Linked DNA regions of Homo sapiens: region 1 is linked to region 2. A link is an interaction called in ENCODE POLR2A ChIA-PET data of the cell type or tissue named here. Cell type or tissue: PC-9. All regions are shown on one strand. Each heading gives the region's core, and the rest is flanking DNA. Links, peaks and the distances in the headings are about the cores only. Region 1 holds the start of LOC105376958 (a long non-coding RNA gene). Region 2 overlaps SLC6A6 (solute carrier family 6 member 6).

Region 1 (16,489 bases), core at 6,732-11,731, 260 kb before region 2:
CAAAATAATGCACTTTGAGTTTTAACTTCTCAGAGCTGAAAGGGATCCTACAGATGACCGCATCTAACTTTTCCCAAAGTCTTTTTCACACCACACAGCCACAGGATACTGTACCCGGGAAGGTTTCCTGTGTTGCGGAAGTGTGGGAAGTGCTACGTGGTCTACCTCCCTGTTAGGACCCACAACGCATAAGGGCAGACTGAGGTTTCCAAGAAGTCCTGTAGGAAATATACTTTTGTTTAACTTTGTTCTACACCGTATTCCCAAAATTACTGGCCCAGGAGGGGGAAGCCTTCTGTGTTTTCTTTCTTTTTCAATTTATGGAAAATTCTTTGGGAAATAAAACTCTTATCAGACCCCACCTCTCCACCTCCCAATTTTACAGATGTAGAAAGTGATGATCAGCGGAGGAAAGAGAAAAAGCGGCCAGAAGTTGTCCATAGGCCAGGCCTGGGATATATGTCTTAACTCCAGGTTCACGATTCCTCTCAGCCACACCTCCCAGGTAGGACTGTCAAATGGTTGTTAACAGAGATAGCAGGATAGTAAAGTGCAGATTGACCCAGGTTTTATTGCACCAGGTTTTGCTGATTCTGAAGCCAAGTGTGCTGAAAAAGATAACTGTGGAGCAAGTTCACTTCAAGTCATCCCAGGTGACTGTTTTCACGCCTGCATTTGAGAGCACAGGGGCTGAACATGACCACCCTCCCTCTTCTCCAGCTGTAGATGACTCCTTATAAAGAAGATTTGGGGTAGATGGAAGATGGGAAGGCGGGAAGGGCGGGTGGTCAGCGACAAAAAGGCCATCACACGTCAGCCCGCTGGAGTGGTTGCTTGACTACAGCGATGGTGGCCCCTCACTGAATGGGACAGGATACTGCAATGGTGAAACTCTGGGTTTAAATCCTGGCCCCACAGAACAACTTCATGACCTTAGACAAAAAACGTAATCTCTCAGGGCCCCAGCTTCCCACTGTGAAAATGGGATAATAATGGCACCTACATTTTCCTGGCACTGCTCTCTCAGAGGAGCTTATGCCATGATTTCTTCATAGGGAACATGGGGTAATAAATACAAAGTTCCTGACATAGAAGGAGGTTTTCTAAAAGACACTGAGAGGCTCACCTGGTGGCTTCCTGTCATAAACCTGAAGTGGCGGTGGGGGTGGCTGGAGCAGGTAGCCCAGGAGGTCCTTTAGGCTGGCATGCAGCAGGAAGAGCAGAGAAGGGGGTAATAATTTGGGTAAAGATAAGGGGGAGATGCTCAGTCCACAATGATGAAGGGCATTTTTTTATTTTCTTGAGACAGGGTCTGGCTCTGTCACCCAGGCTGGAATGCAACAACATAATGATGGCGCACTGCAACCTTGACCTCCTGAGCTTGAGCAATCCTCCAGTTTCAGCATCCCAAGCAGCTGGGCCTACAGATGTGTGCCACCACACCTGGCTAATTGTGTGTGTGTGTGTGTGTGTGTGTGTGTGTGTGTGTACTTTTTGTAGAGACAGGCCTCACTATGTTGCCCAAGCTGGTCTCAAACCCCTGGCCTCAAAAACAATCATCCCTCCTCAGCATCCCAAAGTGCTGGGATAACAGGTGTGAGCCACTGCACTGGGCCAAGGGCATAATTTTTAATGAAAATTAAGGCAAAGAACAGTTATGGGAGACAAATAGATGACAGTATCAAGGACTTTTTCATTAGCAATTAACAACAACAAAATAAAACCTCAAACTGACTTAAGAAAAAAAAAAAGAGCAGCGGGAGCTGACTGTAGACATGGCTGCATTCAGGAGCGCAGGCTATGCCACCAAGAATCGGTCTTGCTCCGTCCCTTGGCTTTGCTCACCCTGCTATTGACTCCGTTCTCAGTCAGATGCTCCCCTCGTTCCCCTCGTGGTGACAGGATGGCGCAGCAGCCCCTAGTGGACATTCTGCAGCTCAGTCACCCACCTCATTCCCGAAACGCCAACCAAAGCCCCAGGATTCATTATGGTTGGCCCAGCCCAGGTCATGTGCCCCTTCCAATTACTGGCACTGATTGGCCGGTTCTGGTGATGAAGCAGACAGGGGGCTGGGACCCTGGTCTCCTGCCTTCTTTGAGTTTCCTGACTTGTCCGTTCGTCTTCAACTGGCCCACTGTTCCCCGGGCTCTTAAAACCACACCTCATTTAGGCCTCTGGCAAGAAATGGCTACATCCTCTACAGCGGTCTTTTGCATTGACTTGGACTCTTCTGTTGGCTTAAAGGCAGATTCAGGACATGCCAGTTCAGATAGAGGGAGACAGACTCGTGTGTGATCCTGGGATGGCAGAGGATTTTTCATCTGATGTGCCAGTTATGGTTAATAGTGGCTGCCCGAGGGCTGTTTTGCAGAGGATGGTAAAGCTAAGTCCAGACTCGGAGGGAAAAGAAGCTGTGATTGATTAATAATGTCTGCCAGGAGCCCCGGAGCAGTCAGTGGTGGCCGACTTGCCGTGTATCGGCCAAACTTCATTGCAGAAAGAGCACGGATCACGGAAAGCAGCAGCCCTGTTCACAGACACCTCCACCTCTCAGCCCTGCGATCACACGCTAGTTACTTAGCTTTACAGGAAACAATTCTCCCATTTGCACAATGAGGACGTGTATCCCAAAGAGTTGCTGAAAGAATCAATAGAGACAATGTATGTAAACTGATCACGATCCTGCACGGAAAACAGAGGCTTTGGCTTTTAACAGAGGTGGAAAGTCATGTTGTTTTTCCAGGGGCCCCACCCCAAAAGTGCTTGTATGGCCTAGGACATCTCAGGAAATTTTTTTTTTCTTTTTTTTCACTTTCTTTCTTTCTTCCTTCCTTCCTTTCTTTCTTTCTTTTTCTTTTCTTTTCTTTTCTTTTTTTTTTTTTTTTTTTTGAGATGGACTCTCGCTCTGTTGCCCAGGCTGGAGTGCAGTGGCTCGATCTCGGCTCACTGCAAGCTCTGCCTCCCCGGTTCACACCATTCTCCTGCCTCAGCCTCGCGAGTAGCTGGGACTACAGGGGCCTGCCGCCACCCCCGGCTAATTTTTTGAATTTTTTTTTAGTAGAGACGGGGTTTCACCGTGTTAGCCGGGATGAGTCTCGATCTCCTGACCTCGCGATCCCCCCGCCTCGGCCTCCCAAAGTGCTGGGATTACGAGCGTGAGCCACAGTGTGCGGCCGGGAAAATTTTCTTGAGTTCGAACTTCTTTTTTTGAAATATGCGCTGTTGACACCTGGCCTTATCCCTTCAGGCCTTCACAGTTCAGGCCGTTTGGCCCCGCTTCTCCTCGTTGACTTTCCCACCAACAGTGCATTGACCAGCACCACCGTCTGAGAACTCACAAAGGATCTGATTTACCTTCCTAGGATTCCGTATCACCTCTTCTTACACCAAGGGACCCAGTGCATGGCAAAAGCTGTATGAAAGTGGGCACATGGCCACAGAACAGACAGGTTTTTCCAAGGAAGGCATCAGCAGAAGCTGCTTGCTGGCTCTTTGCTAGAAGCACAGCTAAGGAGCCTGCCTAGGGGAGATACCTGGCACGGTTGGCATGCTATACTGTTTTTCATTGAGGTAAAATTCGTATAACATAAAATTCACCATTTTAGCCATTTTAAAATACACAATTCAGTGACTTTTAGTGCATTCACAGGATAGTGCAACCATCACCACTATCTAATTCCAGAACATTTTCATTCATTCAAAAGACACTTTAGACTCATCCAGCAGTCATTCCCATTTTCCCCTCTCCTCAGCCCCAGAAAACAGCTAATTTGCTTTCTGTCTGTATAGATTCACCTGTTCTGGACACTTCATATAAATGAGATCACACAAGTCATGGCCTTTTGTGTCTGTCTTCCTTCCCTTAGCAAAACGTCTTTATCCAAGTTGAAGTATGAATCAGTACTTCATTCCTTCTTATGTCTGAATAATGTCCTATTGTGTGGATATACAATATTATGTTTATTCATTTGGCTGTTGTGAATAGTGCTGCTATGAAATTCTTGTAGAACTTTTTCTTTGAACACCTGTCTTCAGTTATTTGGGGTATGTACTTAGGAGCAGAATGGCTGGCTCATATAGTAATTCTGTTTAGCTTTTTGAAGAATAGCCAAACTCTTTTTCCCAGCAGCAGCACCATTTCACATTCCTCCCTCCAGTTTCTCAACATCTTTGCTAACATTTGTTATTTTTTGTTTTTAAAATCATAGCCATTCTAGGAGCTGGGCAGTGATATCTCACACACCCTCCCTCCCTCCCTCCCTCCTTCCTTCCTTCCTTTTCCTTCCTTCCTTTTCCTTCCTTCCTTCCTTTCTTCCTTCCTTCCTTCCTTTCCTTCCTCCTTCCCTCCCTCCCTCCCTCCCTCCCTTCTTTCCTTCCTCTCTCCCTCTCTTTCTTTCCTTTTTTTTTTTTGACAAGGTCTCACTCTGTCACCCAGACTGGAGAGCAGTGGCACAATCACAGCTCACTGCAGCCTCAAACTCCTGGGCTCAAGTGGTCCTCCTGCCCTGGCACCTATAGCTGGAACTATAGGTGCACATCACCATGCACAGCTAATTTTTGCATTTTTTTTGTAGAGACAGGGTTTTGCCATGTTACCCAGGTTGATCTTGAGCCCAGGGATTAAGCAATTGGCCCACCTTGGCCTCCCAAAATGTTGGGATTACAGGCATGAGCCATCGTGCCCAGCCTTGTGGTAGTTTTGATTGGTGTTTCTCCAATGATTAATGAAGATAACCATCTTTCGTGTGCTTATTGGCCATTTCTATATCTTCCTGAAATGTCTATTTGAGTACTTAGCTCTTTTTTTTTTTTTTTTTTTTTGAGATGGAGTCTCACACTGTCGCCCAGATTGGAGTGCAATGGCGTGATCTCAGCTCACTGCAATCTCCACTTCCCAGGTTCAAGTGATTCTCCTGCCTCGGCCTCCTGAGTAGCTGGGATTACAGGCACATGCCACCACACCCAGCTAATTTTTTGTATTTTTAGTAGAGACGGGGTTTCACCCTGTTGGCCAGGATGGTCTCGATCTCCTGACCTCGTGATCCGCCCGCCTTGGCCTCCCGAAGTGCTGGGATTACAGGCATGAGCCACCGCACCTGGCCAGGGTATAATTTTTTTAACATGCTGCTAGAATCAGTTTGCTAGTATTCTGTTGAAGATCTTTACATCTATATTCATAGAATATGAGCCTCTACTTTTTTTTTCTTGTTATGTCTGTGTGTGACTTTGGTATCAGAGTAATTTTGGCCTCATAAAATGAGTTAAATAGTGTTTCTGCCTCTTCTATTTTTTGAAAGAGTTGAGAAACATTCATGTTAATTCTTCTTTAAACATTTGGTAGAATTCACCAATGAAGCTATTTGGTCCTGAGATTTTCTTTGTTAAAAGTTCTTTGATTACTAATTTCATCTCTTTACTTGTTATAGGTCTATTCAGCATTTCTATTTCTTCTTGAGTTAATTTTGGTAGTCTGTATGTTTCTAGGAATTTGTCCATTTTATCTGGGTTTTCTAATTTGTTGGTGTACAATTATTCGTATTATTTGCTTATACTCTTTTATTTCTGTAAGGTCGTTGGTAATGTCTCCACTTTTATTTCTGCTTTTTGAGTAATGTGAATCTTCTCTGTTTTTGCTTAGGTAATCTAGCTAAAGTTTTGTCAATTTTAAAACACCTTTTCAAGGAACCAACTTTTAATTTCATTGATTCTCTTTATTGTTTCTACTCCATTTCATGTATCTCTGCTCTTATCTTCATTATTTCCCTCCTTCTGCTTGCTTTGATTTAGTTTGCTCTTCTTTTTCTGCTTCCTTAAGGTATAAAGTTAGATTATTTGAGATCTTTCTTCTTTAATGTAGGCATTTACAGCTATATATATATCCATCTGCACACTGCTCTCACTGCATCCCATAATTTTTTATTGTGTTTTTATTTTCATTTATCTCAGAGTATTTTTTAATTTCCCTTGTGATTTTTTTATTGAACCATTGGTCATTTAAGAGTGTGTTTTTAAATTTCCACATACTTGTGAAATTTCCAGTTTTTCTTCTGTTATTCATTTCTAATTTCATCCCATTGAGATTGGAGAATATACATTTTATGATTTCAATCTTAAAATTTATTAAAACTTGTTTTGTGACCTAACATATGTTCTACCTGGAGAATGTTTCATGTGCACTTGAGAAGAATATGTACTTTGTTGTCCTTGGGTGTTTTGTATATGTGGTAGGTCTTGTTGGTTTATAACTATAACTATAATTATAGTGTTATAGTTATAACACTATAAACTTGTTCAAGTCTCCTATTTCTTTGTTTATCTTTCATCTAGTTTTTCTATCCGTCATTGAAAGTGAGGTGTTGAAATATCTAGAATATGTAGAGCTGTCTATTTCTTCCTTCAATTCTGTCAGTTTTTGCTTTATATATTTTGGGTCTCTTTTTTGGGGTGGATATATGTTTGTAATTTGTATATATCCTTGATGGATTGACCCTTTTATCATTATATAGTGTCCTTCTTTGTCTCTTGTGACAATTTATGCCTTAAAGTCTATTTTGTCTGATATCAGTGTAGCCACTTCAACTCTCTTTCAGTTACTATTTGCATGTGTTGCCTTTTTCTGTTCTCTCACTTTCATTCAATTCATGTCCTTGGAGACAGTGTAGAGTTTGATCATGGTTTGTTTGTTTAATCCATTCTGAAAAATCTGTCATTTAATTGTAGAGTTTAAACCATTTACATTTAATGTAATTGCTGATGGAGAGGGCCTTACTCCTGCCATTTTGCTATTTTTTCTATATCTCATATTTTTTGTCCCTCAATTTCATTTCATTGCTGCCTTCTTTTATGTTAGATAAATATTTTCCATATGCCATTTTGATTTCCTTCTCGTTTATTTTACTATATACTTTTTAGTTATTTTCTTAGTGGTTGCCTGGGGATTACAATTAATTTATAACAATTAGATAAGTTCAAATTAGTACCAACTAATTTCAATAGTATAACAAACATTACTTCTGTATTCTGTTCTCCCATCTGCTTATGTTGTTACTGTCATCAGTTACATCTTTATGCATCATGTGCCCATCAATGTATATTTATTATTATTTGTTTATGTAGTTATTTTTGAAATCATATAGAAAAAAAGAGGAGTTACAAACCACAAATGCCTTTATACTGACTTTTCTATTTATTTACATGATTACCTATACTGGTGTTCTTCATTTCTCCATGTAGATTCAAGTTTCTTTTTAGTGTCCTTTCATTTCAGTCTGAACGACCTCCTTTACACTTCTTGCAGGGCAGGTCTACTAGCAATGAACTCTCTCAGTTTTTCTTTATCTGGAAATGTCTTCATTTCTCTTTCATTTTTGAAGAATATTTTTCCTGGATATAAAAGTATTGGTTAACCATTTTATTCTTTCAATATTTTGAGTAAGTCATCCCACTGTCTTCTGGCCTCCTTCGTTTCTGATAAAAAACCAGCTGTATTTCTTATTAAGGATGCCTTGTATGTGATGAATCACCTCTCTTCTGCTGCTTTCAGGATTCTGTCTTTGGTTTTCAACAGTTTGATTATGAAGTGTTTCACTGAGACTTGAGGTCCTTGGATGTGTATATTCATGTCTTTGATCAAATTTGGCAAATTTTGGCCTTTATTACTTCAACTATTATTTCTCTCTCTCTCTCTCTCTCTCTCCTCTCTCCTCTCCTTTTCTTTCCTCTCCTCTCCTTCTGAAACTCCTAGGTACTCTTGAAAGTGTACCTCAGGTATCTTAGGCTTCATTCGTTTTTCTTTATTTTTTTCCTTTCTGCTCCTCATACTGAGTAATCTCAATTGACCTTTCTTCAAGATTGCTGATTCTTTCTTCTACTTGTTCAAATATGCTGTTGAATCTCTCTGAAAAAAAATTATTTTAATTATTGTAGTTTTCAACTTTAGATTTTCTCCTTGGTTCCCCTTACAATTTCTATCACATCATTGGTAATCTCTATTTTTTTGAAATATAATTCTCATTATTTCCTTTAGTTTTTTGTACATAGTTTCCTTTAGCTCTTTGGGTATATTTTAAATAGTTGGTTTATATTCTGTTTAGTAAGTTCAATGTCTTGTCTTCCTCAAGAACTGTTTCTATTATTTCTTTATTTCCTGTGTATGGGCTACACTTTCTCGTTTCATTGCATGACTCATAATTTTTTGTTGAAAGCTGAACATTTTGAATATTATGATATGGCACATCTGGAAATCATCTTCCTCCCACCAGGGTTTATTGCAGCTGCTTTTTGTGATTGTTGTTGTTTGATTGCTTAGTTCTCTTTCCTTAATTAATTTTGAAAAGACTTTATTTGTTGTTGTATATAGCCACTGAAGTCTTTGTTTTGTTAGCCTAGTGGTCAGCTGGTGATTTAAATACAGACATGTATTCTTTGCCTGGAACAAAAAAAGAAAATAAAATCTCTCGGTGTCAGCAAATGGACTCTATGTGCATGCTGGAGTATACCTTCAACACCTGGAGAAGCACTTTACCACTCTGCCTTAGTCTTCACTTCCTCCTTGTGGAGAGCCTTGAGGTCAGCCAGAAGTGAAAACTTCTCAGGTCTTTCCTGAGCATGCACCCATTTCTGGGCATGCAAGCAGGCTTCTAGATTCCCACAAATATGTGAGAGCTTTTCAAAGCCTTTATTTCCCAATGTGTTTTAATCCCCGCTCCTTTTTCCCAACCTTTTGGTTTGTCTTTAGTTTGTCCCAACCGTTATCTATTGCCCCAAGTGGCAGCAGCTGTTACATTTGCCTTTTAAAATTTTCAACAAATTCCCCTTGAGTAGCTGCCTTAGCCCTTGGAGATCTCAGCAATGAGTCAATTCTTCAGGGAGCCACAAGACAGGTCAAAACAAACAACCAAAGTTATTTGGAAATTAGGTCGATTCTGTCCCTTATGTACTAGGAGCCTATACAAGGAATATGGGTTGTTGGTTGTTATCTTCAAGGCCACTGCTGAGCCAGGGTAATTTAAATACCATGAAGCTCTATTATCAAGATTCTGGTGGTTTTTTGTTTTTTTCTTGATTAAATATTGTCTTGGTTGCTGTCAACTTTTAGTTAGTTTCCCAATTTCCAATAAAGTTGATTCTGACTGCTTTTGCCAGTTTATTTTCTCCTTTTGTGGAGGGATGGGCTTTTGTAGTTCCCTATTCTGCCATTTTCACTTTTGGGGTGCTGACTTTTGAGAAGCAACGTGCACTTCAAAACAGCAGGCATTATGTGGAGCTGGAGCCCCATCAGATAGACTACATGGGAAACAAGCAGTGGAAATAAAAGTGGCCCCATCACCATTGTACACAGTGACTCATCTCAAGAATACCTTTAACTTTAGGCTCCACTGGACCAGTAATGCTGGTCCCTCAGCATGTCTGGGGTTGATGGGGAGAAGATACTTATCCCAGGGATGCCTAAAGCTGTAGCTGCTCCTTGTCATTTTAGGTTTCTCATGCCAACAGAGCAGTAGGCAAAGAAAGGAGTTCTTACACTTGTAGGAATATCAGATTCTGCCTATCATGAGGAAATAGCACTGCTGCTAGATAGTGGGGTCAGAGAAGAGGATGCCCCAAAGCTCAGGGGATTCAGTGGGGCTCATTTTGGTGTTTCACAGCCCAATGACAACACTTATGGGCAATTGCAGCAATGATAGTCTGCCCAGTGCACAGTGACCAGGGCTTCAAACCTCTAGGGATGATGACCCAGTTACCTCAGCAGACCAGCAAGCTCATATGCAGGAGTGGTGGTCAAGTATGAGGGCTATGCAGAATGAGTAGTGACACACAGGGACAATGAACACCAATGATGACCTTAGAATTCATGGTAATTGATGGGGTCTGTAGCTTGTTTCACAAACCCTCTTTCTTAACTTCTTTGTAGAAATTGTGACAGGCAAAATCCTGAAAGAAGCAGTATCAGGAGGGAGTGGACTTAATATGGGAAAGCAGTATCCCCCAGGTCTCAGCATTCCTACACAAGCTGGCCTGACTTCTATATCCCAACACATGCATCTCTTTGCCGAGGGCTTCCTCTGGCTGCTGGAGCCTGCTGTAACCACAGGCATGGCAGCCTAGAAGTGCCTAGAGTACTAATGCCATATCCCCAACTGCAGCCCTCGACCAGCCCAACCTCAGATAAGATGTCATGGAGGACGTCAGGATATCATTGTGTCCTCCACTGGCTCCACGTACTCACGGGGGTAGGTTGTATGTTAACAATTCCTTTCTTGCCTCCTTGCATTCTGTCTCGGTTCACACTCCCCTACAGTACTGATTGGCATGAAATAAACTACTTGCACTCAAATCCGTGACTGAAGGTCTGCTTCTTGGGGAGCCCAGGATAAGATGCCCCACGTCTCTCCTCCTTCCTTCGAGGAAGCCTAGTGTCTTGCTTCTGACTGTTTTCCTTCTTTTTCAAGCACAGAAAAATGGGCCATTTCGACAGACATAACAGTTTGCTCACTGAATTGCTGCCCATTGTACTTGGAATGAGTAATAACAACAAAAGCCTCCCTAACACAGTCTACCAGAACCTGCAGTATCTGAGCCCAGCCTGCCTCCAGTCCTGTCCTCAATCACTGCTCATAGTTTTATTGCAGGGAGCCGAAGGCCCATGGGAAATGACCAACTCGGCATTCCACTGGAGGCTATATGATCAAACAGCAAACTGTTTATCATGAATGCAGGATGTGGGCAAACTCACGACTGCTCCTGCCGACAGAAGGTTTGCTGGAGGCAATCACTCCCTGGTACTGAGGTTATCTATGGTGACATCTAGAGCCTCTTGTTCGAGGAATGCAGTCTTGCAAGCCTACTCTGGACTGAGCAGCTGACCCCTTCTTCCACCCCTCTTCTCACTATCTCTTTTGCCTAATAAATATGGAGGGCTGTGTAAAGCTCAGGGTCCTTGTCCACTAGAGGCAAGGTGCCCCCTGACCCCTTCTTCCAAATATACTCTTTTGTCTCTTGTCTTTTATTCCCAGGTTCGCCCCCTTGGTTCAGTCCCCCTAGGTCCATGCAGGCTACAAGTGGCACTTGAACAGGCAACAGTCCGAACACAGGGACTATGAGGACATGAACGAAGAAGGTCTGCCGGAGCAGAGGAACTGAAATTGAAAGGTGAACAGGGATGCCGGGCCGGGTCTGCCAGCAGCGGATATAAGGTCAGTGCCCTAAGGAGGTACTGGGAGTAGTGCTTTAAGGAAGTGCTGGGAACCGGAAGTTTTCTGAATCAGGCTAACAAGGGGAAGAATTTGTCTGTTGAAGACAAACATTATGTGCAGCTGCTTAAAGTTCTGTTGAGACAGTCTGGAGCTCAGGTTAATTCGCAGGCACTAACTAACCTCCTGCAGAAGCCACAAAATGTTACTATGCATAACCCATGGTTTCCCCAGGCAGGCACTCTTGATGTGGAAAATTGGGACAGAGCACGAGAAGGATTAAAACGGGCTCATCAAAAAGGTCTTAAAGTTGATTCTTCTGTTTTCTTCACTTGGAGTTCAGTTCATACTGTACTTCTGACATTATCTTCTTCTTATTCTGCAGGAGAGCAGGCTGAATCTAAATCTGAAAGAATATGTTGTCCCACCCACAGCTCCAATTGAAAATAAAAAACAGGAGAGGGAGGATAAGAATTGACCTATACTCCCTCCTCCAATTGCAGAAACATCTGTACCGCCTCCTTTGGTAGCAGAAATAGAAACCCCAATACAAAGAATTTTATGCTCTGCTGCCATAGCTGGAGAGCCCTTAGGACCTCTATGCGTAATGCAAACACAGGTTGTAAATGTGCGCTGGCACCTGTGAGATGTACAAAAAACATGGGAAATTTTCTCAGAACTTGTCAAGATGTAGGAACTGAGCTTCATTGCTCTTCAATGTTAGCTGAAGCAATGGCTAATTTAGTAGTTGACAAATCTAAAAGGAGCCAAGGGTCAAACCCTAAAATGGGAAAATAATTGTGGAAAAACTGGACATTTAAAAAAGGAATGCCACCAGATCTCAGGACAGAAAGGATCTTACAATGCAGTTCCCCCCACCCTGCCCCACAGCGGAAAAAATGCCAGGACTTTGTCCTTGCTGTAACAAAGGAAATCACTGGGCTAATCAGTGCTGCTCAAAATTTCATCAGATTGGCACAGCCCTGTCGGGAAATGAGATGGGGGCCTGGACCCCAGCCCCACAAACAATGAGGGCATTCCCAGCCCAAACCTCAACCCTGTTTCAGGGATGGGTTCCCGGAGGTACATTGATTCCCTCCCCCCAGGAACACCAGGAAGTGCAGGATTAGATCTCGCAGTCAGAGAACAGGTAACGTTAGTTGGTGGAGACAAACCTATCAAAGTTCCCACTGGTATTTGGGGACTTTTACCAACAGGATACACAGGACTAATTTTAGGCAAAAGCCGGCTTAACTTGCAGGTCATTACTATAGTCCCAGGAGTTGCTGACTCTGATTATGAAAGAGAAATTCAAGTAGTTTTAATGTCACAAGATCTTTGGGTTTTTGAACCTGAAGAATATAATGCTCAATTATTGCTTGTTCCCTGCAAATTACACCCCTCTCCATGAAAGGAGAAATGAGGAAATAAAAGGTTTGGGAGCACAACTACATGGGAAATCTATCTATCCCAACCCATAGCCTCTAATAGACCCACATGTGTAGTACAAATTAAAGGAAAGAAATCTTATGGGCTTATGGATACGGGAACTGATGTGTCAGTAATATCTAAAGACAATTGCCCCCATCCTGGCCCTTGCAATTAACTTCTACATCCTTAGTGGGAGTAGGAACAGCTCAACGTGTTCAACAGAGTGCTGAGATTTTACCTCGTCTCAGTCCAGATGGACAGTCATGTACTTTTCAACTTTATGTTGCAAATATAGCCATCAATTTATGGGGTCGAGACTTACTTACAGCATGGGATGGGAGACTTACAAATGAAAACTTTGATAACTCAGAATTTAAAATGTAGAAGAACATGGGATATCAGAGTGGAAAAGGTTTGGGGAGGTTTCTACAATGAAATCCTAACCCGGTATCAGTAACTGGAAAAACAGATAGAAAAGGGCTAAGGTGTCAGGATTTCTGACAGGGGTCATTGATATTTCTCCTCCGCCCACTGCCTTACCATTAGAATGGCTCTTTCCACCTAATCAAACAGTCAAAACCTTGCAAATTTCTCTTTCTTTAATTACACAAATTGCATCTACGGGCAAGCATAGGTCAAAAATGCTTATGGGATATGATCCTGACAAAATTATTGTTCCTTTAGACTCCCAGCAACAAGCCGCAACTTGGGAAATGGTGACTGCCTGGCAAACTCTTTTGCAGATTTCGTGGGTGCTATAGATAACCACTACCCCTTAGACAAAATTTTACAATTTTATAAAATCCACTCTTTCATTCTTCTTGTGATTACTCATCACACGCCTATTCCAGGTGGACAGACTTATTTTACTGATGGCTCTTCCAAAGGTCATGCCACTATCTATGGACCTAAACACACTCAAACAATAATGACCCCTGGTGCTTTAGCTCAATGCTCAGAGCTAATTGTAGTCATTCAGGTTTTACAGCTTACAGCTTCAGATCCTGTCAACATTGTCTGTGATTCAGCTTATGTTGTAAATGTAGCCCATTGCATAAAAGCTTCTACAGTTAAAAGTACACTAGACCCAGAACTGCTTAATTTGTTTCACTTATTCTCATATGCTGCATGCTACATGCCAAACAGGTGAGACAGCTGTTCATGTACAGCTACACTGTCATCATTTGCTCATATGGGGCTACCTAAACAAAAACTGACAAGGGACCCACTTAATCTAGTCATGCTTTTCAAAATTTCTTACAGCTTTGGGCTATAACCCAAAAAACAGGAATTCCTTATAATCCTAGAGGACAAGGCATTATAGAACAGGCACATCAAATATTACAACGCATGCTGAAAAAACAAAAAAGGGGTATAGGAGGCCAACTACCACCTTAATCAAAACTACATTTAGCCTTATTTACTTTAAATTTTTTGACTGCTGGTATGGATGGTAAGACTCCAGCAGAAAGACATTGGCAAATGTTAGAGGAAAAGAGGAAAGTTTATCCAAAAGTGTTATGGAAAACGCCGGAAAAAGGAAAATGGAAAGGTCCAGTGGATTTACTGATGAGGGGAAGAAGGCATGCTTGTGTTTTTACAGGAGATGGACAAACCGTGTGGGTGCCCTCAAGGTGCGTGCGACTATGGAATGGGAGACTGGAGGAACACAGGGTGGCCAACCATGGGCCCAGTCCCTCTGATACAAGCCATGAGTCAGCTAAGCCTGAGTGCAAAGATGGAGAGAAGGCCAACCGGAGTCACGACACAGTTCTAATGTTACATTTGTAAAGAGTATCACCACTCAATTTACAGTTTGTGTTTTTAATCCTTATGTCTTTTTGGCAGCTAAGAAGGACCAGCTCTAGGTAAACAATACCCAATTGACCTATAAATCTTGCCAGTTATATCACTGCATTAATCATAGCACATTGCAAACATGTAATATCTCTACTTTGTTGATTTTAGGTCTCATCCCTGGGCTATGGATTCCCGTTAATCTGTCTGAGCCTTGGGCTGCCACACCTGCTTTGCATTTTGTAAAAACTTCTTCTAACTCAGCTAACTCATTGTGTCCATAGAGCCTTAGGCACGATAATTTTTGCTATTGTTTCCTTGATCACACCAATAACTTCTGTTGTGATATCTTCTGTAGCTTTGCATAGTTCTATTCAAACAGCTTAGTACATGGAGAACTGGACATGCACAGCCAGCCAAGCGTGGCTACTTCAGAATAAAATTAACACTGAGTTACAAACTGAAGTGGTAATGTTGAAATCCATGGTTCTATGGTTAGGGGAACAAGAACAAAGCTTGCAATTGCAGCAACAATTGTGTTGTCATTTTACTCACACTCATATTTGTGTAACCAACTTAGAATATAACCAAAGTAAGTATCCGTGGGACCTTGTGGAAGCCCATTTTCAGGGAGCTTTCACATCCAACATCACCTTTGATATTGGTGAATTACAAAACAAAATTCTTGATTTAAACAGGCAAACTCAAGAATTTGAGCCTTCTTTAGAAGACTGGACCGGATTCCAGCAAGGCCTGGAGAGCCTCAACCCTTGGAACTATCTAACACACCACAGTTACATCTTTTATGTGGTTCTTGGAATAATGTTGTTTTGTCTCTGTCTTCTGTTTATAGTCTGTAAAATCAGATGGACTGCCAATTGGAGAATGAGAGCTGCCCAGCCTGGCCTTATGTTCTTTCAATTAATTCATAAACAGAAAGGGGGATATGCAGGGAGCCGAAGGCCCGTAGGATTCGGCATTCCACTGGAGGCTATGTGATCAAACAGCAAACTGTTTATCATGAATGCAGAATGTGGGCAAACTCACAACTGCTCCTGCCGACAGAAGGTTTGCTGGAGGCAATCACTCCCTGGCACTGAGGTTATCTACTGCGACATCTAGAGCCTGTTGTTCGAGGAATGCAGTCTTGCAAGCCTACTCTGGACTGAGCAGCTGACCCCTTCTTCCACCCCCCTTCTCACTATCTCTTTTGCCTAATAAATATGGAGGGCTGTGTAAAGCTCAGGGCCCTTGTCTACTAGAAGCAAAGTGCCCCCTGACTCCTTCTTCCAAATACACTCTTTTGTCTCTTGTCTTTTATTCCCGCATTCACTCCCTTTGTTCGGTCCCCCTAGGTCTGTGTGGGTTACACAGTGGCACCCCGAATAGTGACAGAATCAGGTGTTCCACATTTTATGAACACCCTTCCCATCATTTGTCATTTGGTGAATTATTACTCATCCTTCAGATTTTAGCTTTCAAGCCATTTCCTTGGAGAGACTTCCCCCAAGCCCCCTCATATTGACCATTTCCCTCTATGATTCTCCTTCAAAGGACACTCTGCTTTTCCATTTTATGCTTATAGTAAGTTGCCTTCCTATATTTACTGGTGTGTTTATCTGATTAATATCTTTCTCCCAACTAAACTGCACAGAAATGTTGAGATGGGCCCTGAAGTTCTCCAAGGTAGATAGATGGTGGCAGTGAAGTTGTGATAAGGAGGGAGGGCAAGAGGGGACGTGGCCAGAAGCCCACAGGTCCCTGGCTGATGGAAACATGAGGTGTGAAGAGGGACAGCATTTTCAGAAACTTTGAGTGCCGTTTTCCCTCTTGACCCCACAACCCCCTCCACCTAGGTCCTCATTTCCTTGCTCCTCTTGATAATAAAAGTTTTCAAAAGAATCATTCATGCCCCTTGTCTCCTATTGCTCTCATCACAGTCACAAAATCAGGCTTTTGTACCCACTACACAACCAAAATATTTTGTCAAGGCCAGCTATGCGCCTCCAAGTGGCTGAATCCCAGGGACTACAGTCACTCCTCATTCTCTCTTGGCCCATCAGCGGCA
Region 2 (11,318 bases), core at 284-5,283:
GGAAGAGCTGAGTCTGGAGACCATCAGCTGGGCATTAGATCAATGGCGATGCCTACCCACAGGGTGGAGTTTTATCAATTAAAAAATGAGGCAGCTTTCTGTGTAATGATGTGGAACAACCCCCAAGATAAATGGTTAGGCACGAGATGGAAAGGTTTAGAAAGACTGAGAATTCCCCTGAAATGTTACCTACAGAGGGGCCTTTTCCAACCAGCTTCTTTTCCTTTGGGAGCCCAGGAAGGGGTTCCTGGAGTCCCAGGCAGCACACACAGCGTGTGTGCGCACATGCAAAGTCCTCTCATGGGCTTGTGATCCCCAAAGGATTGAAAGCCACTGTGTGAATCTGACCTGAACTGCCTGCCATTCCACTGATGGGGAAACTGAGGCTCAGACTTCCCCTGACCTGCCAAGCAAGTTGGTGCTAAGGTCCACCCATTCATCACATTTTCTGAGCAGCCAATGTGTCTGGCAGGGCTCGGCATTCGAGGCCCAAAAGTGAATGTGATACCACCCTTATCTTCCACGAGGATGGAGATCAGTGAGGGAGGTTGTCATGGCAACACATATATGCCCCTGAATGTGCCAGGACAGAGGGTCAGCATTGGCTTCAGAGGCGCAGTTGTTCTCAAGCTCAGCTTTGGAGGATGGGGAAAGGCATTCTGGTGGCAGGAACAGCCTGAGAGAAGATGCAGAGGTGTGGAATATTTGGCCAGCTCGGTGTGGACCACCGAATGTTGCGTTGTCTGGCTCCGAGGAGTGGCAGGCGGGACTCCCCAGGCACAGTCAGGGAGGCCAGGCTTCCACACTTGGACTTGATCTCACAGGCCAATTCTGGACACAAGGATGGTCACGTCTGCTCCTGCATTGTGTGTTCCTGGGCCCTTCCCTCCGAGCAGCAGGCAAGGGTGGCCTGAGCGTCAGCCGCTCACCAGCTCTCTCTCTTCCCCTCCTCAGTTTGTTGAAGTTGAAGGACAGATCACATCCTTGGTTGATCTTTACCCATCCTTCCTAAGGAAGGGTTATCGTCGGGAAATCTTCATCGCCTTCGTGTGTAGCATCAGCTACCTGCTGGGGCTGACGATGGTGACGGAGGTAGGTGGCTCTCTCAGCTGTGTTTCAGGCTTGGTGCTCCAGTGCCCTCCTCAAGGCCATAGTGGAGGCAGCAGCTGGGTGAGAGGGCCAGGTAGGGGCTTCATCTCCCAGCCCCACCCAATTCAGGGGTCCTGCTTGGACCAACACTGGGGGTAGCACGAGGGGGCTCAGGAGCCCACAGCTGACCCAAACTACCCAATTATTTTGCCTGTTGCTGTGGCAACACTGTGACCACCCGCTGCCCTCTGTCCTGGGAAGAGGATCTTCAGCTGAAATCCATTTCACAACATCTCTGTTCACCCCTGACTGTGTGCCCTTCTCAGGCCTGGGGGTGGGGTGGAGACATTCTCAAGGGTAAACGCAGGCCTCCCAGGAAATACCACAGCACCACGTAGAGGTGCACCACCTTGCAGGTCACCTGCCACAGGACCGAGTCCTGGTGGGTATGGGTTGATAGGGGGCACATACACTATTCAGAGGGTGAGCAGGGGCCAGGAGGAGGGGCGATTTCAGATGCAGACAAGGGAAGCAAAGAGCAGAAGGGAACGGGAACGTCTAAGACGTGTCTAGCAAGAGGCAAGCCAGATGAGATAAAGATTGTACTAAGAATGGAAGCCTAGCATCAAAGCCAGGGCACGCTCTCTCCTGCATGCCCCCCCCCACCACCTCCCCTGTTCCCCAGGAACGGGTCCCATTTAACAGTTCTCCGAAAACCCAATTCAGGGCTTCACTTCACCATTTTTCCTTACCAGAAGTAAAAGTGTTTTTCTGGAGGTATTTGTAAGAACCCCCACCCCAGAAGTCAGATTTTAGGGCCACTCACTGAGCAGCTGGGTGACCCTGGAGTCTTCTCTGTCAGCTGCACTTGGTGTGAAGCACCTCCTTGGGAAGCAGGCTCCCGTGGACCCATCATTTTGCTTTCATTTATCTGTATGTGTGTTTTTAATTACATTTGTCAAACATGAAGTTGAGCATCTTTTTGTATATTTATCTGGTCATCAGAGTCTTTGTCCATTTTTCTCTTGGGTTTTTTTAATCTTATTGATATGCCAGAGCTCTTTGTATATGAAAGAAATTGGAGACCAGGTAGGAAATCGACCTTCTGTGGTTTTTTTCTTCACAGGGTGGCATGTATGTGTTTCAGCTCTTTGACTACTATGCAGCTAGCGGTGTATGCCTTTTGTGGGTTGCATTCTTTGAATGTTTTGTTATTGCCTGGATATATGGTGAGTACAGATTTTTTCATGTCCTTTCTCAAGGCTCTCCTTTGGGCTTCTCTACTTAGAAGCTTCAGAAGCAGAGAATACTAACAGAAATTCAATTTGAGTTGAACAGTAGGCCCTCCCTACCTAGACTACACAAATAATCTCACTGTAGCCACACTGAAGATCCTCCTGGTGCTAAAGGTGTGAGGTGTGACTGGATGTTTTCACAGTTTCAGAACTTGGTTGTGCAGGACCTGGAATACTCCTTTTTTATCTCCTTGAGGCCTTGGGTTTGAGTTTGGGCTGTGCCTAAGATTGCACACCTAGGGTTTGGAGTGTGCCTCAGATTGCCAGAAAAATACAAGATGCAGAGTTATATTTGAATTTCATGTAAATGTCTGTTTTTGCCACACTTGTATATCCATGGTGTGGAGATGCAGAGGCCTGGATCAGGTCCCAGAGACCCCACTCATGGCCCCTGAGCTGCTGCTGGCCTTGAACGCTGTGTCAGAAAATGTCCCCCTCTGTCTCTTGCAGGAGGTGATAACCTTTATGATGGTATTGAGGACATGATTGGCTATCGGCCCGGGCCCTGGATGAAGTACAGCTGGGCTGTGATCACTCCAGTTCTCTGTGTTGTGAGTTCCATTTCTGTGGCTCTGGCTGGTGGCCTCTTCTCCCTGGGGCTTGACATTTTCACCCGCTAAACCATCTTTCATGCAGCATCTGTTCAGCGTGGGCTTATAATAAACCCAGCTTCAGCGCTGCCTGGGAGAGGGGAGGAAGGCTGCTCCAGGGAGTTAGCTTGAGTTGAGTTTTGAAGGATAAGTAGGAATTTGTCAGGAGTAGAAAACAAGAAGGGCATTTCTGGCAGAGGAGCCAGCCTGTGCGGGGCCAAGGCATCCTAAAAGAAGAGGGTGTATCTGGAGCATGTTGAGAAATCCAGGGGATCCAGAATTGAAAGCACATTCTTTCCCCAAACCTTCCAGAGCGCATGAGCTCTGTTTGGGTCACTGGGGAAGTAGAGGGGCCTTTGGGATATCTAGTAGAGAGGTCATAGACATTGGAAATGGGGTGTTTCCATGGAGAGGTGGGGGTAGTAGCTTAGAGAGGGGAAGTCCTGGGTTCTCCCAAGGATAGGGAAGCTTTGGACTCACCCAGGCCCAAGGGTATCAGTGTGCCACGTTGTTCTTCCCACGAGGATGCTCTCGCCCACCATGTTGGAGTTGGCCTTGGCACCTGCCCATGCAGTCTGCTTCATGGTCGCACTCCAGGGTGCCAGTGAGTGGAATTCCTCCATGGCAAAGCCGTCAGGGTTTGCAATCACTTGTGATCATTGGAGCTTATTGCCAGGGAGACCACATCCATCCTGCCATTCACGGCTCCACTATGGGGAGCACAAATGGCCCAATATTCCTTGGATTTAGGAGACAGGTGCTGAGGACAAATAGGCCCTCCCCTCCGTGACCTGCTATCAGGCCAGACTAAGTCAATGTTGCTGTTAACTCATGATATGACCTCAAGCAAGTCACTTCCCTCTGTGAGCCTCAGTTTCCCCACTTGTAAAACCAGGAGACTGTGAAGGAGGACCCCGGTGGCAGCTGACGACCTTAGACTGTTACTGTTATTTAATATGCATATGAAGCCTTTTCCTCTGAAGTGCAGACTTTCTCCCACAAAAATAAGTAATGGTAAGAGCCAGTAACCACAACAATTGGTGAGTTTATCTTTGGAGATGAGTTTAGTTGGCCCACCTGTGTTCTCATCCTGGTTTAATGTTTGCTTGTGGGCAGCTCTTCTCAGCACTCTGACCCTCAGTTTCCTTATCTCTCTCCCTGAGGAGCTGGATACGTCAGAGATAGGCTGCATTCCCAGGTGGTGAGATGAGGTCACCCTCATGGAGAGGAATGGGAAACAGGCAGGCACTGGCTCAAGCTCCTCCTGCTTGGGAGGGCCCAGGGCAGCATCTCTTGGGACTCACTCATCTGAGCCACAGCCCTACACGTAGGGACGGGAACAACAGCAGGGCCAGACGTGCAGTTGGTGCCCAGTAAAAGATGCCTGCAGGCTAGTGCTCTCCCTTGCCCATCACCGACTCTGCTTTAGAAAGATGCATCTTCCTGTCAAATCCCAGTTACTAGGTGTTGAAGAGTTAGGCCATTTTCACATTATGGAACAATCAGAGGCCACCCTGGGCCCTCCTCAGAGATGCTGTCATTCTGACTAGAAGCAGAAGCCCCGGGAGCCCCGAGCCAGCCTTAGGTGCTCTTCTCACAGGGAAAGGTGGGCTTTGCTCCCTTTAGAGGCACAGGGCTGACCCCACCCCACCATTCATGCATGCTGATGGCCACTAGCCATTAGCATGGACCCAGGGCTGGGCTGTGGACACCGAACAGGGCAAGGCTCAGGTGCCCAGGCCCCTGCTGCTGGTGGCTCAGAGATAGACATGGAGGGTGGCAGTGGGGGAAGAAAGGCTTTCATCTACGCTGCTAGCACTTATGGTGCACTTGTTGTATGTACCTGGAGCTGCACTGGGTGTTAAAGAACTAGGACAAGACACACACATTCCTACTCTCAGACTCACAGTCTGGCAGAACACGTGTGCCCAAGAGATGGTTACAACCACTCGCTTTCTGGAAGGAGAGGTATGGGTGGTGCCTGGGCAAGTAAGGCAGACCCAGTGGAGCCAAGTTAGGATGAGAAGATGTGGGGGAAAGAGGGCCAGGCAGAGGAAACAGCCCATGCCAAGACCCAGAGTTCAGTGACAGAGGAGCTAGAAGGAATTCTTCAGGGTGGCTGGAGTGTGGACACGGAGGGAGAGTTGAGGCAGATGAGGGAGGAAGGGGTACAGCTTCTGCTGACACTCCCGGCTGCACCGAGGAGTTTGGGCTGCATCTGCTGGCACTGGGAGCCACAGAAGGGTTTTGAGCAGGGAAACGACTTACTGTGTTTTTACCGGGGCGGGGGGGATCCTTATGGCAGCAGAGAGGGGTGTGAGTTCTGAGCCAGTCCTTTCCCAAGGAGAGAGACCCTTCCCTCAGGTTGAGGCCAGTCCTAGTCCCAGAAGCCCCCCACCCCCCGATGCCCAGGACCCCTCTCCTGACTGCCCCCATCTCTCCGCAGGGATGTTTCATCTTCTCGCTCGTCAAGTACGTACCCCTGACCTACAACAAAACATACGTGTACCCCAACTGGGCCATTGGGCTGGGCTGGAGCCTGGCCCTTTCCTCCATGCTCTGCGTTCCCTTGGTCATCGTCATCCGCCTCTGCCAGACTGAGGGGCCGTTCCTTGTGGTAAGTGCTTGGGCCCAGGGCCAGGGGAGGTGGGAGGCGCGAGGCCAAAGGTGATTGTTGTCAGTTTGCTGCGTGATCTCAGGCAAGTCACCTGCCCTCTCTGAGCCATAGTTCCCTCACCCATCCAGTGGTTCAGCTTATGGGCAGCAGAGTGCATTGTGGGAAGACGGGAAGCAAGTAGAGTTCACATGGGAGAAGGCTTTATGGAGACATTGGAAGCCGGGCTGTGGGGTGAGGAGGAACTTGCCAGATGGAGAATGTGAGAGGGAAGGTGTTCCTGGTGTTGGCAGAGTTGGGGTGGGCAGTGAGGCTGGAGAGGTGACTGTAGCTTTGGATGCCAAGCTAAGAGCTGGGGCTTTATCCTGGGACCAGTGGGGCCATGTTCCTGAAGCGGTGGGACAAAGCCAGGAGCCTAGGGAGGAAGCCTGAGCCCCACCCAGATGCCTTCTTTTATTGAGGAGCCAAATTTAGGATCATCCCAGCCCATGCTGGGGTCTTCTCCGGATCTGTGGCGGCAGCCAGACCTCTGCCTCTGTGCCTGCTGGGGCCTCCCCTGGCCCCACCTACCTTCAGCCTCCTCTCAGAAATTCCTCCAACAGCCCTGGAGATCCCAGGCCCTGGCAAAGGCCCTACTCTTTCCAAGAAATTCTTTTCTCAGAATCTCCCTTAACCTTTTGAGCTTGGGCTGGCTCCAAGAGTGCACTGTTTTGTTCTGGGCTGTTTTTATTGTTATTCTCTTTTAAAAATCTGGAGCCAGGATGTCCTGGGGCCCTGGCTCCCTGCTGGGCTGGGTCCTGTTTCCTCCTGGGCAGGGGAATGGCCTGGAGGTGGTGCTGGTGGCAGGGGAGGGAGGGGAGACTGAGGAAGCTGGCAGGGCAGGAGGAAATCCTTGAAACTGGGGGGGCCCCTGGGGTTATCCTGGAGCTTTTGACCCATTCTATTTTTTCAGAGGACAGAGGGCAGCACCCCAACCAGTCTTTAGCCAGAACGCTAAATGGCCCTATGAGCTGTTAACAGACTGAAATACTGGGCCTGGGGACAGGCAGGGAACAGTGACTGTCCCGAGCCCTCCAGGTGACCCCACAATACTCCAGGCCAACCCAACCAGAGTTTCCAGAATGTCCTTACTGTCCAGAAGCCAAAGGGTTCATTAGGGCACAGCAAGGGGTCTCTAAAGGTTCTGATTGGTCTAGGGGTCTCTGCTCTGATTGGTGAGTGCCCAAAGCAATTACATACCATTGGTTCAGGGGGACACCCAACAGGTCACTAACTTGGTGTCCTTCAAAGCCTCATTTTAAAATATTGGTCCAGCCCACATTTAGAAGTTTGGGTGGAGTGGGGTTGGCATGGGGGAAAGAGGTGGGGGAGTGGGTGAGGGCAGGCTTCACCCCACACTGGTACCCCGTCCTCCTGTGCCAGTCTGACTTCACCAAAGGCCCCTGTGAAGGCAGTTGAGCCACCATCTGTCTGTCTTTCTTTATGTGCCCCTCAGGGGCTCCCACCTGCACAAGTCATCAAGGTGTCCTCCCAGCCATGAGCTTCTCTCTGAGCCAGGTTCTGGCAAACCCAGATCTCTGTCCCAGGATGGTTCCAGCTCTGCCTGAGCCTCCTGTGTAGGCAGAGCCCCAAGTGGCTGCCTGGGGGTTTGACTCTCCTCCGCCCTCCCAGGCACAGCCCATTGTATGGATGTGGAGAGGCAAAGTGATGGAGGGAGAGCTGGCAGGTGGCTCAGGTGAGGGAAGTCATGGGGGTAGGGCTGGGAGCAAACTGGAGAAGGTGCTACAAGGAGGGGACCTGGGCCTGGAGTTGCCAGATCTTGCAGCTTTTCAAGAAAAGATGGAAAACTGGATTTAAAAACAAAAAAAATAGAGACAGGGTCTTGCTCCTTTGCCCAGGCTGGAGTGCAGTGGCTCAATCACAGCCTCAAATTCCTGGGCTCAAGCAATCTTCTTTCCTCAGCCTCCCGAGTAACTTGGACTACAGGCACGTACCACCATGCCTGGCTAATTTTTAATTTTTTTTTTTAAGAGTTAGGGTCTCACTGTGTTGCCCAGACTGCCTTTAAATCCTGACCTTGAGCGATCCTCCTGCTTCCCAAAGTGCTGGGATTACCGAAAACTGGGTTTTTAAATGAAATACTGTAGCTTTTAATAAGCAGCTTTTAAAAATTTGTAACATACCTAAGTTGAATATAAATGCCTAGAAAGAGGGCTTGTTGTTTTGTTTGTTTGTCTTTCAACTGCTGGCCTATTCAAGTCTCTGAGTTGACAGTTGGCAAGAGGTGGACTGGGGAGTGGGAGTCTGGTTGAGTCCCAGTTCTGACATGGATTTTCTGGGTATCCTTGGAGAGGGACACTCAACCAACTGTGAGGACAAAACTCACCCTGCTCAGGAGTGATCTAGAATTCCCATGCAGCTCCTATCTCTTGGAAGGGCAGCTCAAATGCGAGCAAGGTTCTCCAAGCCCTTAAGATGTAAACCCTGCTGGGAGGACTGGATGCCTTCAGGAAACTAGGGAAGACCTGTCTCTGCAAGAAGGCAGGAAGTGTAGCTTATGGGAGGCTGAGGAGTTTGGAGTTTCTCCTTGGGGAAGGTGGGAGCCATGGAGGCTGAAGACAGTTGTCCAACTCAGGGCATACAAATGAGAGGAACTCAACTGCTGCTTTGCAAGGCAGAGAAATCAGAGGGAGAGAATCACAGGGAGGCATATTTTAGTTCCATAGAAGAAAAAAAGCACATGAAGGTTGAGTCCCCCATCCCTGTAGGAACGTAAGCAGGGGTTTGGCCAAGGAAGGAAACCACCAACAGGAATTCCGCCTTGAGTCAGGGCCTAGTGGCACCTTAGGAGCGCCTTAGTTCAATTCCATTATTTCCAAAAAGGACAAAAACAGGAGATCAGAGAGGGTGTGAGTTTACCAAAAACCAAACAGCACATGAGCCAATTCAGGAGGAGGCAGATGGCCCTGGCGAAGGGGAGACCAGGCCGCCTGACGTTTCCCCCCTCACTCCTGTCATCCTTCTCCAGAGAGTCAAGTACCTGCTGACCCCAAGGGAACCCAACCGCTGGGCTGTGGAGCGCGAGGGAGCCACACCTTACAACTCTCGCACCGTCATGAACGGCGCTCTCGTGAAACCGACCCACATCATTGTGGAGACCATGATGTGAGCTCTCTCGGGTCGACGGGGCCGGCGGCTTTCCTGCTGTTTACTAACATTAGATTCTCATAGGACCAGGTTTACAGAGCTTTATATTTGCACTAGGATTTTTTTTTTTTTGTAATTGTCACAGAAAATGTAATTGTGGGTATGTGTGCGTGCGTGTGTGTGTGTGTGTGTATCGTGTGTGTGTGTTTTGTTTTGATTTGGGGGATATTTTGTACAAAAAGAAAACCCACGGGAAGATGTCCGTGGAGAGGCAGAGCTTTCATACTGAATTAGATGTATTTTATGGGAATTTGGTAAATTTTTCTTTGTATTTTTTTTTTTACATATAAGTATATATACACTTAGAGATTGTCATATACTTTTACCACTTGAATTGATCTTCTTGCCAGCAATAGATCTCATTTTCAAAAGCAATTCTTCGGTGCTGTGTAGCTGGCAGAAAGTTCTGTCCAGTAAACGCAGGATGGAATTTTCCTGGGACTCTACACCCATCTTAAGGTGGTATACCTTCCAAATCCTGGTTCAGATGGAAGAAATAGCAGGAGAGAGGACCCATTAGCTGGCAGACCCAGGGGGAAGAAAGGAGGGCTGTGAGGAGATACCTCATTAAACTTGGCTTAGTGAAGAAGAGAGATGCCAAAGGAATGAACCAACCCTTCACATAAAGGAGACTGGCTGAAGCTGAATGAGGAGGCCCTATAGCAGAAGTCTGATTCTAAGAGCAGTAGAAACTTGTACCAGAAGCAAAATCCCACTTTTAATTTTGAGATGGTGAGTGGATAGTCAGTAGACCGTCAGAACCACTGGCCAGAGAGGGAGCTGCTAGAGATCCAAGAAGGCTGGCAGGAGTGAGGCTCACAACTCAGCCTCGCAAGAGGTGGCAGAGGCACAGGAGGCCACAGTCCTTCCTGGGGCATTCCAGGCAGAGAAGGAGCAGAGGCTCTCCCGGCAGGAGCTGGGGTCTCAGGGCTCAGATGAGTCTGTTGCATTTGAATGGGGTCATAGCAGGTTCTGGTCATTCCCCAAGCAACATCTCAGCATCTCTTAAAGTTGCCTGCAGGAATGAAGCATGACATACCTGTTGAGGGACTAGGGGAGTGGTGGGGAGGTGAGTGGACCAAAGGATATAGGCCCCAGGCATGCAGATGGGCCCGGTGTCGGGGAGGGGTGCTTTCTTTCCTCATCTCCCCACTCCCCACTCTCAGCCTGGGAGACTCCTGCCAAGCCCTCATTAAAGATGCCACCCTGGGCTGCCCTGGCACCTAGCAAGGCACACCAAGAACAGCTTTTGAGTCTGTATCCTCCACTGGGGGAAGTGCTCCCAGTTCAGAACAAGGGCAGCCCGTGGTGCTGACCTAGGATATAACAAAGCTCTTCACTTCAAAACCCCTGCAATAGCTGGGTTTACAGACATTTACCACCTGCGGACCCAAAAGAGAAGGCCTAGGAGAGTTTTCTAGAAGGTTGGGATTGTCAGGGTCCTGGCCCCTCAGAACTGGCTTGATCAAGGGCCTTATGTGGAGCAGAGGTTGTCTCTGAACCAGGAGAGAAGGTACTATACCTTTCAAATCCCCAGGGCAGACACACCCCCACCCAGCCCCTATTTGGACCTAAACTGTGCCATTTGAACAGTCACTTCCAAGCTCAGTCTAAATGAAACCGAAACGTGACCACGCACAAAGGCAGTCACTGCCTCGAGGGGTGCAGACCGCAGAATTTTCACAGCAGGGGCTCTTGGAACCCTGGAAACCCCCTTCTTAAATTTGGGAGGAGGAGTATGCCTTTGGTGTCCCCCTCCCAAGGGGCAATTCTGAACCCCATCTTTGGCAGGCATACATATTTCACTGTTTCCAAAGCTATCTACTCTGCCAAACAACACCCAGTCCTATTCCAAACTCTCAACGATTCTATCTTGTTCCTGTTTTTCTATGTATTTATGGTTGCCGTTTGTGTCTGATTTGATTTTACTGTTTTTTCCCTGATTTTATGGAGTAGCATTGTGACCTGTTTTCCTTTGTCTTATATAACTTTAGTAAACTAACCACTGTCAATGATTGAGGGCAGGTGGCACGTGGGGAAGAGGGGACTTGGCACGCAGTGGCTACCTGGGCATTTGTGGTCATTTCAGTTTCCATCTCCCCAGCGGGGGCTCCCTGGGTGAAAGGCCACAGTATTTTGGGTTGGTAGGCAAATTGCAACATTCTGGACATGGCCTGAGGAAGGCCTCTTCTTATAAGATTCTCAGACCAAATTCTAGACCAAAGACACAGGCAGACCAAGTCCCCAGGCCCCGCCTGGAAGGAAGTCGTTCCTCAACTCTCCCCAAGGCACCTGTCTCCAATCAGAGCCCTCTCGCCCAGCCAGCCCTGGCTCTGTGTGCAGAGCATAGCTCTGCGAGTACCTGTGTAATAATGCTCAACCTTCATGTCTCCGTATAAACGAAACTTTCCATGAGAGCTCATGACTCTGGTCCACCTGTCTATAGAGAATGGGCAAAGTCCTTCACCTGCTTTCTGCTTGGGATGGGTCAGAAATGCTGATGCCCGCACATAGCCCAGCCAG

The links. ChIA-PET counts read pairs that join two places held together with the same protein. Peaks named below come from ENCODE experiments on the same cell type or tissue, not always from the same donor. Only the 100,000 strongest peaks of a DNase experiment are listed, where the experiment ranks them.
Region 1: POLR2A ChIA-PET joins it to region 2 with 7 read pairs; 3 of 35 experiments call an interaction of 5 or more read pairs at or near these places.

Annotation. Positions count from the first base shown.
Region 1 is chr3:14,214,431-14,230,919 of GRCh38, forward strand. It overlaps LOC105376958 (a long non-coding RNA gene), which reads left to right and starts at 10,280. Exons shown (of 2, transcript XR_940606.3): 1 at 10,280-11,196; 2 at 15,275-15,719. RefSeq lists silencers at 1,954-2,003, 2,034-2,113. In PC-9, for the core only: no CTCF peak of the experiment used is centred there; DNase peaks (open chromatin) are centred at 8,881, 9,361, 10,701 and 11,251; H3K4me3 peaks cover 1,508 bases; H3K27ac peaks cover 3,670 bases.
Region 2 is chr3:14,476,251-14,487,568 of GRCh38, forward strand. SLC6A6 (solute carrier family 6 member 6) reads left to right here. Exons shown (of 15, transcript NM_003043.6): 11 at 955-1,092; 12 at 2,216-2,318; 13 at 2,835-2,935; 14 at 5,421-5,591; 15 at 8,617-11,318. The coding sequence ends at 8,757. Among named protein-coding and RNA genes, the nearest start is that of GRIP2, 58 kb to the right of the region's middle. In PC-9, for the core only: no CTCF peak of the experiment used is centred there; no DNase peak of the experiment used is centred there.